Linked DNA regions of Homo sapiens: region 1 is linked to region 2. The links are chromatin contacts, found by Hi-C or POLR2A ChIA-PET in ENCODE. All regions are on one chromosome and are shown on one strand. Each heading gives the region's core, a stretch centred on a gene start or an enhancer-like site at or near the end of the contact. The rest is flanking DNA. Distances are from core to core; before and after follow the strand shown. Region 1 holds the start of CAGE1 (cancer antigen 1). Region 2 holds the start of RREB1 (ras responsive element binding protein 1).

Region 1 (3,089 bases), core at 573-3,072, 280 kb before region 2:
CTCATTACCATTAACTACCCACTAGCTATGCTGGCTGTGTTTCTTCTGCTGCTTTTCTTCTCTAAAGCTTTTTGTACACTTCTCCGTAACCATAAAACTGGAATGCCCTTCCTCTTTCTCTGGCTAACCCCTACTCATCCATCAAGTATCAGCTCACTATCACTTGCTCAAGGAAGTCTTCCCTATTTTTCCCCCACTTCTCCTTTGTACTACTTACCCAATTCGAATACAAATAGTCTAATTATTTAATAATATCGGTTTCCCCTGCTAGGGTGCAAGCTCTGTGTCATTCAGGATGGTATTTACCAATGCCTCCCTACCACCTAAGACTAGATCTGACTCACAGAAAGCATTCAACATACATATATTTATTGAAAACATCCCCAATAATTAACAAAATCCGCATGTGATGAATCCTTACTGTAAACATAAAGTACAAGCTGTTTTCTTGGAATTCCAAAATAACTCCAATATGTTTCATTTTGCTTTTAGGCAGGAGTTATCCTTCATCCCTCTTTCCCCAGACTCCACGTCCAGTCTACCACCAAACGCTGCCACTTCTACCTCCAAGACATATCTTTAGGATCTGGGCTCTAGTCCCCACCATCTTTGAATCTGATTACCTTATTATTTTTGAACTGGTCTCTCTGTTCCACTCCCACCCTCCATGAACATCATCTACCTAGAAAGAATGATTCCTTTAAATCACCAAGCAAATAATGTCATTCTTCTGCTAAAATCCCTCCTATGGCTTTCCATAAGACCCACATTAATATCTGAACTTTTCACCATCACTTGTAAAGGTCTCCATGATCTGGCCCCCCTTCTTACTTCTCTATCACCCTACCAATCTTCTCAACTACCTCCACTGTGCTCTAGGCACTCTGGCCTCGGGGCCTTTGCTCTTGCTGTCCCTTCTGTGTGAAATGCTGTTCCCTCTGCTCTTGCCAGGATTAGCTCCTTGTCATTCAAATCTGGACTTAACCTTTCCCTACCCATTCAGTCACCACTTGGTATATCAAACGATTTGCATAGTCTACATCATTATTTGGTTTTTAAATGGTGTGCCCTCTCTTTCACGTAGAAGGTAAAGTTCCATGACAGCAGGAAGTTGGTTCTTCTTGTTACCTCCGGCGCCCAGGACAGAACGTGGTACATATTAAGTGCTTAGTAAGTATTTGTTGAACGCTAAATGTGGTTAAAACGCAAAAACCCATGTTTCCTAATCGCTATCCCCAACTCTGCCTCCCAGTGACGCTAACCGACCTGAGAACCGCAGACTCCCTTGACAAGTAGCTTTCACTTAACTCTGCCGCGTGAACTGGGAGAAAAACCCAGCTGGGATGCAGAAACAGGCAAAGGGTTGTCAAGAGAGACGCTGAGTGATGAACCACTAGTCTCCCTCTAAACCGCAAACAAGAGTCCACACCCCAAGGGGGCGGTCAAGGAGAGAGCCGTACCCAGAGCCAGGGCACTGTACGGCCGCCTACCTGTCAGAGGAGTCCGCGTCGTCGAATTGCCCGGGGACCACCCGGCTCATGAGAAGCCGCCGGTAGTCCATGACTGGAGAGCGCCGCCGGAGGCCGCCGCTCTGCGATGGAAAGGAACGGCTCAGACGGATGTACCCACGGCCGATCCAAAGGCCTTGGCGTGGATATCCGCCTTGCAAACCATTCAGAAGCCAACAGTGGCCACCACGTGCGACGGGAAAACGGGACCGACAGATCCACCACCCTGCCACCCCAACCGGAAGCCCCTCACCGCCTCGCCCGGAAGTCTGACTTGAGCGGAAGTCCCGCCCCTGCGCCGAGCTGGGAGTCCGGAGCTCTCTGGATGGCGCGCTGTATAGGGCTGTGGATGTTCTGTGCTCTCAGGAAGGCGTGTTGAGTAGCCGGCACGGCGAGGCCCGTGCTGGCCGTTTCTTCCCGGAGTTTTCGTTTCTGTACCCCACTTTGTGTTTACTGCGGCAGGAGGCGCCAGCTAGCCCACAGGCTGTTCGGCCTAGGGGGTCGTACCTTCCTAACTTCACCACTCTCTGGGAAGACACCGCACCCACAGTAGGGTCGCTCGGGCCTCGCGGGCTGCACCTGTCTCTGCGGAGTTCCCCCGGCGCGGGCGGACGTCACACAGGGGCGTTCCAGCACTCCGGGAGCCCGATTGCGAGTTTGTGAGAGTCCTTGGTGGAGGAGGTTGGAAAGCGTTCTCCCTCCCACAAAACCCGGTGCAGAGGGAGGGAGAGCCAGGTCCGTAGCGTGGGTCCAAGAAACTATGGATCCTGGAAGTGAGCACACTTTTGTGTCTTAAAAAGTTTGGTGTCTCGTTTTGAGGTGAAAAATGAATGAGATAAGTGCTTTTTAAAAAGGTAAAGTTTGTCTTACAACTGAAAAAGCTTTTAAACAAAACTATAGTTTTTGCGAGTAACTCCCGTGACACCTCTTTTAACTCCTATCTTAAAACAGCTTTAGAATGTCTCTGGAACATCTATTCAAACATTTGATAAATATGTTAAAAATCCAACATAAACCTGTAAGGACAAATGAAAGATGGAAAAAATAGTCTAACTTTAAATTAAAAAGGTAAACTGGCAGATTGTGCAGTGCCACATGAGGGATGAACAAAGTTGTAGAAATGTAATTGGAAGTGCTGGGTTCACAAACAAGAAAACTAAGAAACAAGGCCTTTGCGCTTTTTTGCATTGGGAAAACAAAGCAAGAATTTTTCAGATCTCACCACAATCCAGGCAGCATTATTTGAAAGACAAGGGAGAAGTGAGCATAAAGTTGGGCCTTTCACTGATCCTGACTGGTCTGCTTGGCTTACTTTTTTATATTTTACCAAGTGATGACATAGGTTTGAAAACAACTAATTTTCAATAAACTATTCATTCAGAAATTCAATAAAAGAATCCAGGCAGATGAGTAATGACTATAAATTGAAAGAGCTTGATAGAAATAAGTCATTGGAATGCAGGTTTTATTCAATCAATATTTGCTGTGTAGACAGCACTGGTCCATTTGCAGTAGGGGATATTGGAAAGCCCTAAGTATGCTCCTCTCAAGACATTTATGATCTGTAAACACAAACACTAA
Region 2 (3,132 bases), core at 98-2,597:
AGGGGGCGCGGGGGGCCCGGCCCAAGGCTTGTGCGGGAAGTTGGGGGCGGGGGGGGCAGCAACAGGCCCCCTCCCCCCACCCAGCTAGACGCCGGGGGCCGGGATGGGAGGAGGAAGGGAAGCCCCAGAACTCGTGAAAAACTGGTCCAGCGGGCGGCGGACAAAAGTTTCCGAGCGCGCTCCACAGCTGGGCGGCGGAGCGGGCCCCGGCGGCCGGCCCCGCCTCGGATGCTCCCGGCCTCCTTCCTGTGCTCGTGACGGCGCCGAGCCCCCCACCCCCCCCGCCCGCGAGGCAGGCTAGCTCCACACCGAGGGCTCCCACGAAAACACTCACCCCGCCAACGGAAGGGCGAGGGAACAATACGTGCCCGCACGGCTAGGGCCCGGTCCCCTCCTCCCCAGGCCCCCCGGGGCGGTGGTCGGCGTGACCACGACCGCCAGCCGGGAACCCGCGAGGGCGCGGGGCTGCCCGCGGCCCCCTCCCGGCCGGCGCCGTCCGCCCGGGAGGTTCAAAGTCCGCAGAGCAGGGCGCGGCGGATGCTCCCACCGAGCAGCCCCGAGCAGGCACCCCCGCGCGAGCACCCCGGGCAGGCACCCCCGGATACCTTAGGGCGGCGGCGGGAGGGCGGGCGCCGTCATCTCCGCGCTTCCCGGCCCGAGAAGGACTCGAAAGTATGTAGGAGAAAAGTTTCCCCTCCCACATGGGGGGGAGGATGTCGAGGGAGAGAGGGCGGAAGATGGAGAGCAGCGCTGGGAAGATGTTTCTGGCCGGCGGTGCGCGCACCATCCGAGTCCCGGCGGTGCTGGTTAAAAATAAACTCGGCGGCGCGGGTCGGGCCGGATTCCTGCGCTCGGACGGCTAATATGGATGCGCATCAGGTCCTGCTGGCGGGGCGCTGCGGCGGCTCGCGCTGGGAGCTGGTTGGCAGAGCCGGCGGCTCGGGAAAGGGAAAAGAGCGGAGGAAGGGGAGGAGGAGGAGGAGGAGGAGGAATGGCCCGGCGCGCAGCCCGAGGGGAGAGGGCTGCCCCGCTCATCCCTGGCCGCCCCGCCGGCCCGAGCGCACGCTGCGCGGAGTGGGGCGTGCGGGTCCCCGGCTCCGGGACACACCGAGTTTCAAAAGTACAACGCGCTCTGCAGACTTCACCCTCCCCATCCCCAAAGTTCTTTAAAAGGTCGCTCCGGCTGTGCCCCAGACTTCTCGCTGCCGCCGGCGTACCGCGAGTCGGAATCCGGGGCACGTACTTACGGCCGGGCAGGACGCTTGGCTCCCTGGCATGATGCGTTGGGGACCGGTGGGCTTCAGGGAGAGACCGAGGAGAGATGCAAACTTGTTCCGGAAAAGGAATCAAAATGGCGTTTCTGGATGTGCAAAGTTCATCAACTCCGCAGTCACTTCCCCTCCTCCTCTTCTCCCACAGGGAGGGAGGTGGGCGAGGAGCTGGCGACCCCGGCGCCCCAGCCGTCGTCCCGGCCCCCGTCTCGGCCCCCCGCCCAGCTTCCTCGCCCGCACGCTCGGAGTCTCGCTCTCCCCCTCTCACCCTGATAAGTAGACACATCACGTGTTGCTCCTGCGAGTCTCCTGGGGACGTGTTACTGAGCGGCCGCGGCGGCGGCGGCGGCGGCGGCGGCGGCGCTCGGACTGGGGGGGGTGAGGGGGAGGACCGCCGCCCCCGCCCCGACTTTAGCAGGGTGACCGCAGTTGCCATCCCGGGATGGATGGAGGTGGAGTCCCCTCCCCACCCCCCACCGCAGCCCCAGGTTTGCCCTACGCCCTCCCAAGGCGCCCCGGGCCATGGGAGGGCCGGGCTGCCCGAGGGGAAGGGTCCGGGAGGCCGCGACTGGCTGCGATCCCAATCGTCCCGTTGCTCGCGGGCCACCTTATTCGGCCACCGCGCCCCCTCCCCTGCAGCCCCTCGCCGCGGGCGACTCCCCGCCCCCGGCTTTCCATCACTTCACTCCGCAGTTTCACTATTTTAACGGAGGCGGGGGAGACACGGTGATGCCTCGGAATTGCGAGAGGGGCACCTCAGAGGCGCTGGAGTTGGGGGGATGGGGGGCGTAGGGCTCGGGGCCCTGGCCTGACGCCGCCCCTCTGGGTCTCCGAGGCATCTGCGAGGGGGAGCCCCGCCCGCGCCGTTTCCTTTCCACGCGGTCCTCGCTCTGCATCCAGGTGGGGCGAGTGGATGATGGGGCAGGAGATTAAGGAGCAGGCGCTTCACCCCGCCCCTAGCTTCGAGCCGTTTCTCTCCCGGGGCCATCCTTCTTACTCGGGCTGCCGCCCTGAGTGTGCTCGCCGTCTAACAAACTCAACTCCGACCCGACTTTGGTCCCCCTCCCTTACCCACACCCCACAAAGGATGCTTCAGCGGGGAACTGCCGTGGCCGCCAGGGGCTGAGGACGGTTCCTGCCGCCACTGTGTCCCCACCCCGCGATGGAATGGCTGATGCTGTGTCATCCACGTCGCCCTCCAAGGCTTCAGAGAAGCCACACGCAGTATCTCTTTCTCTCAGAGGGCTCCTGTTTCAACTCTGAAAAGCAGGGGCCCTTCTCCGAGCCGCTCTCCATCTCTCCAGCTCCTGCCACCACGCTTCGCACTGGCTGCCTTGCCCCAAGTTATCACGGAGCCCAGAGAAACCAGGCCTGGGCTGTGCTTCCTCCATAAAGCAGCTGACATGTTTCCAACTGTTAATACTTCTCCTACCGAGGTTCTGAAAGGGGTCTGTTCTCAGCCTTTGGAAACATCTTCAGAAAGATAAGGATGATTGTGGTTGTTGAAAATAAACACGCCCCCCCCCCCCCGCCCCCGTAGTTCTAAAGAAGAATGTCCAAAGAATACTACAGTAGAATTAAGCGTTTGAGTCTGGTTAGGCAAGATGATGTTATGCAGGCAGAAAGCTGGCTACTTTCTATTTACTATGACCTTTGACCCTGGCTCCACCACACCAGCTCCTCTGAGAAGGCTTGAACACCATGGAGAGTTGTAAGCCCAACTGTGGGCCTTTAATTTGAGCCCTTCCATTGACCTCTAGTTTTCAGGGCTGCAGACAGAAGTGTCTGTCTCGGGATGGGTCCTGGCCAGAATAGAACTCTTTAGAACCAAGGAAAAGCAGCTGGACCCTTAGGTCTGATA

The links. Hi-C counts contacts between places; a loop is a spot of excess contacts on that map. ChIA-PET counts read pairs that join two places held with the same protein, here RNA polymerase II (POLR2A). Pooled maps may share reads with other maps.
Region 1: a loop to region 2 is called in a map of heart right ventricle, with 8 times the contacts of the local background. The contact joins the promoter of CAGE1 here to the promoter of RREB1 in region 2. A Hi-C loop is called at or near these places in 2 of 168 maps with a recorded cell type or tissue (heart right ventricle and naive thymus-derived CD4-positive, alpha-beta T cell), 1 of 37 single-sample maps with no recorded cell type and 13 of 50 pooled maps. POLR2A ChIA-PET finds 5 or more read pairs at or near these places in 1 of 52 experiments (HEK293).

What each region holds. Positions count from the first base shown.
Region 1 is chr6:7,388,475-7,391,563 of GRCh38, reverse strand. It overlaps CAGE1 (cancer antigen 1), which reads left to right and starts at 1,822. Exons shown (of 14, transcript NM_001170692.2): 1 at 1,822-2,362. It overlaps RIOK1 (RIO kinase 1), which reads right to left and starts at 1,756. Exons shown (of 17, transcript NM_031480.3): 1 at 1,491-1,756. The coding sequence starts at 1,561. RefSeq lists enhancers at 1,084-1,870, 1,474-1,893, 2,024-2,073, 2,084-2,143.
Region 2 is chr6:7,106,176-7,109,307 of GRCh38, reverse strand. RREB1 (ras responsive element binding protein 1) reads right to left here and starts at 1,347. Exons shown (of 13, transcript NM_001003699.4): 1 at 1,248-1,347. RefSeq lists silencers at 1-68, 89-578, 1,369-1,588, 1,649-2,128 and an enhancer at 2,479-2,538.